Regions from separate parts of the Homo sapiens genome. Here region 1 is linked to region 2. Evidence: read pairs that join two places in POLR2A ChIA-PET (ENCODE). Cell type or tissue: A673. All regions are shown on one strand. Links, peaks and the distances in the headings refer to the core of each region. The heading gives the core; the rest is flanking DNA.

Region 1 (5,379 bases), core at 186-5,185, 150 kb before region 2:
AGAATAAAATGAACCATATATTTTTATCCCTTTTTAAATTAAAACATTATAAAAATAATCTGAAAAAGTAGTATCTGGTCATTGGTCCCAGTTGTATCTCTTCTTTTCTATGTTGCCAGTTTGTATTTTTTGCACATTCACTAAAAGAGAGAAGAAATCCACAGATCTGTAAGGCTAAGGTGTAAAAAGGAATACATTCATAACAGAAGCAAATAAACTCTTGAATGCCTGGTCTTTAAGACTGGGGAGTGGAGGAAAATATATTCAACAATTTATCTGACAAGAGAACAGAAACGGAGGATTAAAATTAAGGTTAAAAAGAGAATTTGAAAGCAATTATATGAGACAGGCAGAAAAACTTCATGCAAAAATCCTTTCTTTAAAATGTTTACTGTTATTTAAGGTTGGCCTTGTAATGAGGAAAATAGCTTCATTCTTAGAAATAAGAACATACTTCAGGTTTTTCAGGCCAACCAATGTAGAAAAACATGAAGTGAGTTCTGTGATGAGATAGGTTGAAGTAACCCCCAGTACATTCACTTCTCTAAAAATAGCCATTTCTTTCATGACAAAATACCTATAGAAAAATAATGAAAATTGCCATTCTTGGTCTTTAAGCCTCTACTAGTGGAAATGGAAATTTCCTCAGCTTTTAGAGTCCATATCTAAGGTCTTTAAAGACCTAAAGCCCATGCAGTGAGAGAGAAAACATTTGTGAGAGGCAGGAGGAATTAACTCCATAAAGAAATACCTCTCTAGGGAATGTAAGGCTTGATTGCAGAAGTAAATATTAGCCTCAAAGGAAAACCTTTTGCAGTAAAATGACAAAACTTCATGTACTTAACGCAAAGGGAAGGGGAATTTCTTTTTTGTTTTGAGACAGAGTCTTGCTCAGTCTGGAGTCGCTCAGGGTGGAGTACAGGAGTGTGATCATAGCTCACTGCAGCCTCAACCTCCCAGCTCAAGCAATTCTCCCACCTCAGCCTCCTGAGTAGCTACGATCACAGACATGTGCCACCACATCTGGCTAATTTTTTTCTTTTGTAGAGATGGGGTCTTGCCATGCTGTCCAGGCTGTATTTTTGATAAAAAGAAGAAAATAACCTTAAGCAAAATTTCCTAAGAACCCTGCATCAATATTTCAGGCATTTTCAGGGTTGATGTATGGAGCAGGGATTTGGCCTTGCTCCCTCTGGCTTCAGAAGACAGCATCAGTTCTCCTGGGAGGCAGTCACAGGTGTAGTCTCCAAGCCCTACAACAGTGGCTATCTGCCACGTGCCCTGAGCTCTGGGGAGCTGAGAATGTCCCAGCAGAGATAACATGACTGAGGATTAAAGAAGCAGTTGCTACTCGTTGGGGATTAGATTTGCAGACCTCTGAGATCCGTTCCAACATTGAGATCAAATGTTATTAAAAGAAACAACCACACACACACAAATCTCCTTCAGCAGGGCTGAAATGGGACCTGGGTAGGGGTGAGGTGGGGTGGCTATTTGGGGTGGGAAGATGGTAGGGATGGGGGAAGACCTGGGGAAGTGTTTCTAGCAGAGCCTCATCAATAGAAACAGTTTGGTTTCAAATGCATAGCTAAATTCACCAGCATGTGGTTGGGGCAGGTTCCCCAAGGAGAGAAACAGGGAATACCAGGGGCATGCTTCAGTCAATTGGCATTGCAGCCACTGGAGGGGACTTAGATTTCAAGGAAGACACCCCATAGCGTGGCATTCTCTGAGGCATAATGCTCAGAATTAGGGCCCCTTTTGTGTGAGGGCTGTACTGCTTGCTCTTCACTCTGAAATTGTCATTCTGGATTTACTGAGAAGGCATGAAATTAAAGTTGGTAGGTGAACAATACCTCTGGCAAATACATTGTATTTAGGAGTAAAGAAGATTTTTGTTTCTTATTCCATCTTAAACTAAATGTTTACCAAATTTTCTCCTTCATTTCTTCACTTAAATTAAAACTGAAGAACATGTAGTTTTTCAAGTACCAGAAACTGGGAGAGATGATAGATCACCAATGAGATGAATATTTTAAAACCTGAGTAATAATGTAATGGAAGACAGATTGAAAGTTAAATTGTTATTCTACTTGGAAAGAATTATGTACTAGGAAACTAAAGGGTAATACAATTCTTCAGTGTCTAATATTTTAGCCCCCGTTTCAAGGTGAAAGAGAAAAGATGTGTACAGATTTTCTCAATAAGAAAACTCAATTGTAAGTTTTTACGGCTGAGAAAAAAAATTCGTAGTCTTAAAGAAAAAGTTTGGGTCACATGAAAGTTCTTTATGAGAAACCTATTTGTCTTACAACCTCTATTAGTGAAGGAGGGAGTAGCTTTAGGTAAATAAAATCTCTGGAATAAGACAACAGAGTTTCATGATTTTCAGGCCAAGACGTAAAAAGAAATACAGAAATAAATATTTTTTTTCATTGAAATAAGTAACTTTATGCACAATCTCCTGAATAAAAGAATAAAATCTGAGATTTTTGAGGCAGAGGGTGATGGAGGGTAGGATGAAAATAAAGTATTTGTGATGGTAATAAGAAAATAGCTTCACGTGAATCTCTCTAAGAATCCTACTTAAAAATCTTTAAGGTATTGACAAGGGAAAACAAAGACCCAAAAAAAACCAAACAAGTCTTTAACTCCAGGGTAAAAGAAAGAATGAAAATGAAATGTCTAATTTCATGGAAAGGTAACTCCAGGCAATATCATCTCTCTAAGAAATTCTCCTGGGTTTCATTTTTAGGCTCTTCCAAAATTAGGACAAGAGCCCTTTCTTACCTAGGCTGTACCTTGGTTCTTTTGATCTTGAGATAGAAATTTCAGACACGAAGGGACAGAGGCCATTAGAGAATTTCTTATCACCTTTATCCTCATCATACAGTACCAGGTATGACCCTCGTGGCTCCTGTCCTCTGCCTGAAGAGGACTTTTTGAAGTTTCCGGTGGTCTTTGGCCCACATGGGGTGTGTCTTTGTTCATCAGGACATGGATGAAAGACAGGTTGCCAACCCCTTGCAATTAAGTGTCTGCAGGCACGAGCTCGTGACTATTTCAAGAAGGATTGCTTTTCACTTCAAATATATTACTTTGTTCAAAGCAGATCCTGTGGGCTTACAGAGATATCACATCTTATCCTCTACTTCATTTGGTTCACCGAAGGACAAGTGTATGCCTGTCCTCTTAGAAACAGGAAAAAATACAAAGCACAATTTCTCAGCAAAGAGGGACTCCTCATGGTGAAGTTGTTAAACAAAAAAAAAAAGGCGACGTTTTCCTCTTTGTGTCAGATGTGCAGCCTGGCTTTTGGGAAGAGGTTTATAAATCTTGCAGTGCCTTGTTTAAGAACAATAATTAGTAATGGTCTGTTAATCCCATCTGCTTCCCAGAAGGAGAAAGAGTCACTACAGGGATGGATTAGGGCCTCTCTCCAATCCTACGTAGGGACATCTGCAAAGACTCTCATAATAGATGTTAAAAGCTTGACTAGAGAAGAAGAAAGTTGCCTTAGAGAGAATCTCTAAGGTAGAGCAAGAAGTAGATAAGATAATACTACTGGGAAAATCTACTATATAAGAGAACAAAACTTCACATCTACTAAGCAGAGATAAATAAAAGGAATACTTATGATTACTGAAGGTTCAGGGGACTCAGTAAATTAATACCCATCTTCTCTGCATAGCTCTGATTGATCTGGGAATAGACTGAAGAGATGGACAGATGGAGATAAAATATCAGCTTCACTATTGAAAGAAAGCTACGCTGAATGACATGGCTTAGATCTGTTGTAAAAGGGGCTTGCAAATTCTTTCTTTGAATTAGAGAGGTGTACCCAGGCTAGCACAGCAGGACAACTGCAGGCCCTTAAACCACAGCAGAGTAGAACAAAGTGTGTGCTCTCTGTAGGCAGGCACGTTACTCTTTAGCCTTTTCTTCCTTGATCTCTCTGTGGCATTTAAAATAATTGACTATGCTTTTCCCAAAAACACTTTTTTTGCTTGGTTTCAGGGACAACAAACTCTCCTGGTTATCCTCTGACCGTACTGGCTATGCCTGCTGCTTTCTCTGGCTGGTTCCTCCTCTTCTCCCTGAACTGTGAATGGTGAAATGCTGCAGCGTTCACGCTCCCCTCCCCTCCTGCATCACACATGCTTTCTGTGATCTTATTCCATTTCCCAACTTTAAATATGGGTTATGTGCATTAGCTACCAAATTTACTATCGAATCTACCAAATGACTACCAAATTTATATCTCCACCTAGGACTTCTCCCTGAACTCCCAAGACTCATACATGCAACTGCCTGGTCAACATTTCCACTTGCATGTCCAGTTGGATGTTGAATTTGACACATCCAAAACCAACCCCTGATGTCTGCTTCCCATCCCACTCCTCTCTCAGTTTTCCCCTTCTCCAATCTTCTGGTTGCTAGGTCAAAAGACTCACTACGGTCCCTGACACCTTTTTCTCTCATGCCATACATTCAGTTCTTCAACAAATCCTGCCGGCTCTACCTTCAAATTAAGTTAAGAATCCTACCACTTCCCCCCACCCTCAAAGAAACTACCCTAGTCTAAACCACCATCAGTTCTGGCTTGGGTCATTGTAATAGTCAAAAGTGATTCATCACTGCCAGTACCCCCACAGTCTGTTCTCAGAACAGCAAAGTGATCTCAAGGAACACTTTTAAAATCTAAGTCAAATAAACACTTCTGTGCCTCAAGGCTTTCAAAGTCTCTCTATTTAATCTAGACTAAAAGCCAAAGTCTTTATTTTCCCTACCAAGTCTACAGAATCTGTTCCTACTCTGGCCATATCTGACCTCATCTAATCTCTAATCTCTCCCTAGAACCATCCTTTCCTGGCTGGGCGCGGTGGCTCCCACCTGTAATCCCAGCACTTCGGGAGGCCGAGGCGGGTGGATCACTTGAGGCCAGAAGTTTGAGACCAGCCAGGCCAACGTGGTGAAACCTCATCTCTACTAAAAATACAAAAATACAAAAATTAGCCAGGTGTGGTGGCAGGTGTCTGTAATCCCAGTGACTCGGGAGACTGAGGCAGGAGAATCGCTTGAGCCTGGTAGTTGGAGGTTGCAGTGAGCGGAGACAGCACCACCACACTCCAGCATGGGAAAACAGAGCAAGACTCTGTCTCAGAAAAAAAAAGAAAAAAAAAAAAAGAAGAAAAACTATCCTTTCTGGCAGCCTTTTTGCTGGTCTTCGAACAGGACAGGTATGCTTCTGCCTCCAAGTTCTTTTTATTCATGATGCCTCTATTAGATCTTTCTTCCAATATCATCCTCTTACTGAAGCCTTCCCTAACCATCCTATTTAAAATTGGACATCTGCCCACCACTCCCTGCGACTTCCAC
Region 2 (5,379 bases), core at 57-5,056:
AGGATGCACAGGAAACTTTTCATTTGGCATGAAAAAGGCTATTGGATTTGCAAAGACTGCAGAGGAAGAGTTTAAATTCTGAGCCCTCAAAACAGATTTTTAGAAAAGTGTCTTCCAACCTTTGTTTAGTACAAATAAAGAAGATAAGACAACACCCTTCCCAGGATCTTTCTCTTGGATTTTTTAATTTTTATTTATTTATTTATTCATTTATTTTTTGCCTATGATGGGGGTACTATTAGGAAAGGGAGATCAAAACCTCTCGCTCCTTAGGTTGTATGTAATGCTTACTCAGGAAATATGAGCCAACATTTTGGAATCTTTATCATTATATATTAGTTGCCTTACTGATGAACTCTACGGAGACTATCGTATTTACCAAAATAGAATGACATCTCTGCAGAATCTTTTATCATAGGATTTCTTGGTCAAATCACCTTCCCTCTAATTTGCAGAGATGAGAATAAAAATCAAGAGAGGTCACTAGTTGAAGAATAAGTCATCAGCAGAAGCTGATGATCTCAGCCTCCTTCAGTCTGGCTTGGAGCCAGGTGATGGGTTCAGCGCACGAGCCTGGCCTTCTTTCCCAGCCCTCAATATGCATATTTGCTGCAATGGGTACATGTAGTTAGTGCTGAAAACAGGTGTGGGGTGGAGCAAGTCCAGTGGCTCTTTAATTATTTGAAAATTTGAGGTCAGTTAAGTTTCTCAATTATTAATGATCATCCTTTGGACATCAATATGCCAAGTACTGCACTTGTCACCCAGAAGAGGAGGTGAGGTTGTGACGTTTCAGCATTTCACTAGGATGGAAGAAGAATCAGGCATGAAGCCACCAAAGAAGGACATGGACGGTCATCAAAATGGCAAAGAAAGCAATGTGAAGGGAGTGCTAAAGGGAAAGGGTGTCAGTGTCCTGGCAGTGTAGCCAGGCTGAGGTTGGAAGAAGCCATGAACAAAGCCTGGTTCAGAGAGAAGGGGAAGCCACGTGGTAACATATTGTCCAGGCAAAGGGCAAGAGTCTTCAGGTGTATTAATGACTGGATAAAGAACGAACATGATTGGAGCCACAGGGCTGTATTGTGCTGCAGCAGGTGCTGACGAGGTGGGGGAGAGTGCGGGTGGAGATATCAGGAGCTATGCACAGGTTCTGAGCCAGATATGAAATGGGCTTTGAACCTAGTTGGTCTGAGCAGCTGCATTTGGTATCAATTAGCATAAAAAACAATTGAAACCAAAGAAATCTGCAAGAGGACAGCTCTAATAATCTAGCATTGAGAAGCATAAAAACTGAACCTGTGTTGAGACATTTGGAATGGAGAAAAAGACCCTAAGACAGGACATAGGGCAGAGGAACTATTAGCCAGGGCTCAGCAAAGAAATGGTGATGGAATTGGAGGAGAGATATTACATGTGTTTTTTGCCTCTTGGAATTTTTGAGCTGGAAGAGCCCTTAGTCTAATATCATTATTTTACAAATGGGAAAACCAAAGCACAGAGGGGCCAGTGAAGAAGTTGTATCTATAGACTTCCAGGTGGGCCAATGAAATTCAATTAGGTCTATATTTTATTTGGAAAATAACATAAATATGTTTTAGGTTTCAGACACAGAAGCTTAATTAACTAATACGGTGTGTCAAGCAGAGCACTGGTTTCAGGCTTTTGACTTTTGCATTCTGATTCCAGAAAACTTGACCCCTGATAAGCTCTGACCCTTGATCCCTGGAGACCTTTGGGAGGTAGTAAGTTACTTTGCATTGGGGCTACTACGGATGGAAAGGATCAGGTTCTCCAAAAGCCACTGGAAAACATGGTGGGGCAGAAGACTGGTGGGATCTCAGAGCTACACCCTGCTCCCTGGGGCTCTGAGATCTGGGAGCGGTCAGGCTAGACTGTATCTTTCCCAGGATGTCCCATTCTGGTCTGGGTCATCTGGCTTCTACCCAGACTCGCGTCAGCCTCCACACTGTGATTATCCATGACACTTCAGCCAGCAGCATCTCCACAGCACAGTTTATCAAAAAAAAAAAAAAAAAAAAAGATCCTTTCCCAGGAACTGGGAACGCGTTTCATTTAGCTTCATTTAAAATACATTGTTAAAGCGATGTGCTCCACGGAGCTGCCAAATGCTATAAATATGTATGAAGTCGCAGTAGCCTCCTACACCCATGGAGAGGCCAGTTTTGGGATGGATAACAGACAGGGGGAATTTTAAGTACATCCTGTTCCACTAACACTTGCTTCTTTTCCATTCTGTTCTTCCTCCTTTTGCTCTCTCCTGCTCACTAACCCCCCTCACCCCAGCAGAAAAAATAATTGCTACGAGGGCTGAGCCTGAAGATTTCTTTTTTTTTTTTTCCTTAAAGTGTTGCAAAACCTTAAAACTGTAAGGGAATAACAGCTTTCCCCACAACACACAAACACAGCTCTCCTCTGGCAAACAGGAAACACTCCCAGGGCTGTGGGCTCCTGAGCCAGGAAATGGGTCTTTGCTGCTCTGGTTACCTTCTCCTCAGGTTCTTCCTGGGCATTCAATGCAGTTAAAAATAGTAACCACCAAAACCAGAAGAAAAGATGATTTCATTGTCTAACCGCTGCAACTTGTGGCCTGATTTGGGTGGTGGCAGAGAGGGAGCTAATCCTCTGAGTTGGCGCCTTGGGAATTCTCTTAGGGTCGAGCTGGTCCCTGCCCCAGGATTTCAAAACGGGGTATCCCTGAGGAGCCAGCCCAGCTCAGGAGGGCGGCGTGTTAGGCAGAGCCAGCTTACCACACTCGTGCACACTGTGGGTGAGGCAGCTGGTGGAAATGCAAGATCTCTCCGTGGCCCAGCCTGTGAGCAGTGCAGGTGGCACACACCCGCCCTGGCTTGGGAAGGCAAGGCTGGGGGCGGAGCCTGTCTGCTATCTGAGCTAGTCATTCCTGCAGTGGTCTGGGTAGTGTGCATCCTCAGCTGGCCCTGGCAGGCATAAGAATTTGTAGAGTATGCTCAGTTCCACTCAGCATAGGGAGCTGTCACAGTGACAGGTACAGAAGGGACCCAGTGGGCTTCTAAGGCTATGTGAAGACAAAGATAGTTTGAGAAGGTACTTTATCGGGGAACCTGCCCTGATATTCATGTAGGTTCTTTTCTATTTTCCCTAAGCATTGGCCAGCTTGAGAAATAAAGGGACAGAGTACAAAAGAGAGAAATTTTAAAGCCAGGCGTCTGGGGGAGACATCACATGTCTGTAGGTTCCGTGATGCCCCACAAGCCACAAAAACCAGCAAGTTTTTATTACGGATTTTCAAAAGGGGAGGGAGTATGCTAATAGGTGTGGGTCACAGACATCAAGTACTTTACAAGGTAATAGAATATCACACGGCAAGTGGAGGCAGGGCGAGATCACAGGACCACAGGACCGGGCCTAAATTAAAATTGCTAATGAAGTTTTGGGCACCATTGTCATCGATAACATCTTATCAGGAGACAGGGTTTTGAGATCAACCGGTCTGACCAAAATTTATTAGGCGGGAATTTCCTCTTCCTAATAAGCCTGGGAGCGCTATGGGAGACTGGAGTCTATTTCACCTCTGCAGTCTTGACCATAAGAGACAGGCACACCTGGGGGGGCTGTTTATAAGCCTATACCTCCGGGTGCGTGTTCTCTTTCTCAGGGATGTTCCATGCTGAGAAAAAGAATTCAGCGATATTTCTCCCATTTGCTTTTGAAAGAAGAGAAATATGGCTCTGTTCTGCCTGGCTCACCGGCGATCAGAGTTTAAGGTTATCTCTCTTATTCCCTGAACAATTGCTGTTATCCTGTTCTTTTTTCAAGGTGCCCACATTTCATATTGCTCAAACACACATGCTGTACAATTTGTGCAGTTAATGCAAATATTACAGGGTCCTGAGGCGATATACTTCCTCCTCAGCTGACAGGATTAACAGATTAAAGTAAAGACAGGTGTAGGAAATCACAAGGGTATTGACTGGGGAAGTGATAAGTGTCCATGAAATCTTTACAATTTATGTTTAGAGATTGCAGTAAAGACAGGCATAAGAAATTACAAAAGTATTAATTTGGGGAACTAGTAAATGTCCATGAAATCTTCACAATCCACGTTCTTCTGCCATGGCTTCAGCTGGTCCCTCCGTTTGGGGTCCCAGACTTCCCGCAACAGTACTTGAGGGTCTCCAACAGTTAATCATGTTGAATAAAAGAGAGATCAGTTTTTACAATGAAGAACCTTGCTCCACCCCCTGCCATGCAGATTAAAATCCTCCAAAGCAGAGGTAAATTCACAGTGATGAAAAGATCCACATCCCTCTAAATAGGTTTATGGTCCTTAATTTTTAATTTGCTTTTTTTTTTTTTTTTGAGACAGGGTCTCACCCTGTCATCCAGGCTTGAGTGCAGTGATGTACTCATGGCTCACTACAGCCTCGGACTCTTGGGCTCAAGTGATCCTTCCACCTCAGCCTCCCAAGTAGCTGGGACTACAGGCATGAGTCAGCACACCCAGCTATTAAATTTTTTTTTCTAGAGATAGGGTCTTGCTATGTTGCCGAGGCTGGTGTTTAACTCCTGGCCTCAAGTAAGCCTCCCAAAGTGCTGGAATTACAGGCATGAGCCACTGCACCCAGCCTTGCCACTCATTGGGCAAGAGTTTTAAAAATAAGTTCTGTGTGCCTAGCACCTCCTGAAGTGTTGTGGGGATACAGAAGAGATATAAGAGCTGTTTGCCATCTTTGAGGACTTTATAGTTAAGGAGAGAGAATGAACTCAGCTGAAGCAAACTGGAGACAAGACATGCAAAGCATTCAGCCAGGAAGTCCTGAGTGCCTACCAGACACTGCTCCGGGGAGGGCAGCTGTGAAATAGCATAAAGAAATGCCTGCTGTCAGGAGCTCATGCTCTAGTTGGGGGAGCAGGTGGAATAATAAGTGGGGTATATGCCATATGCTGGCTAATGCTGGATAATGGATAACAGGTAAGCAGAAAAATAAAGTGGCAAAGGGGGATAGGAAGTGTTGGGGAAGGGTTGCAATTTTAGGATAGGTGACTGGAAAAGTTCTTCCTGAGACAGTGACATTTGAGTCGAAACACGAAAGATACAAGTACTGAAACTGCATGGTTCAGGCTGGAAAAGGACAATCGTAGAGTGGTAAATTGGGAAATAAGCAGAGGACATTCATGCAGAGGCTGAGGCTATATCCACACCCTTGAAAGTCGGAAAGGCTTTATCTAGTAAGAAGAAGGGATAAGAGGGACAGAATTGATATGATTACCTTGAAATTTGTATAATCCAATAAATGTTTTCTCTGCTCTGTGTCTTATATATTACACAGTTTCAAGAAAAACAATTCTATTGCCTACTTATACCCTTTGGGTGGATAC

What was found. Peaks named below come from ENCODE experiments on the same cell type or tissue, not always from the same donor. Only the 100,000 strongest peaks of a DNase experiment are listed, where the experiment ranks them.
Region 1: POLR2A ChIA-PET joins it to region 2 with 5 read pairs; 3 of 35 experiments call an interaction of 5 or more read pairs at or near these places.

The regions. Positions count from the first base shown.
Region 1 is chr12:13,027,721-13,033,099 of GRCh38, forward strand. No RefSeq gene overlaps it. Among named protein-coding and RNA genes, the nearest start is that of FAM234B, 14 kb to the right of the region's middle. In A673, for the core only: no CTCF peak of the experiment used is centred there; no DNase peak of the experiment used is centred there.
Region 2 is chr12:13,177,047-13,182,425 of GRCh38, forward strand. No RefSeq gene overlaps it. Among named protein-coding and RNA genes, the nearest start is that of EMP1, 17 kb to the right of the region's middle. In A673, for the core only: no CTCF peak of the experiment used is centred there; DNase peaks (open chromatin) are centred at 2,305, 2,745 and 2,795; H3K4me3 peaks cover 786 bases; H3K27ac peaks cover 1,615 bases.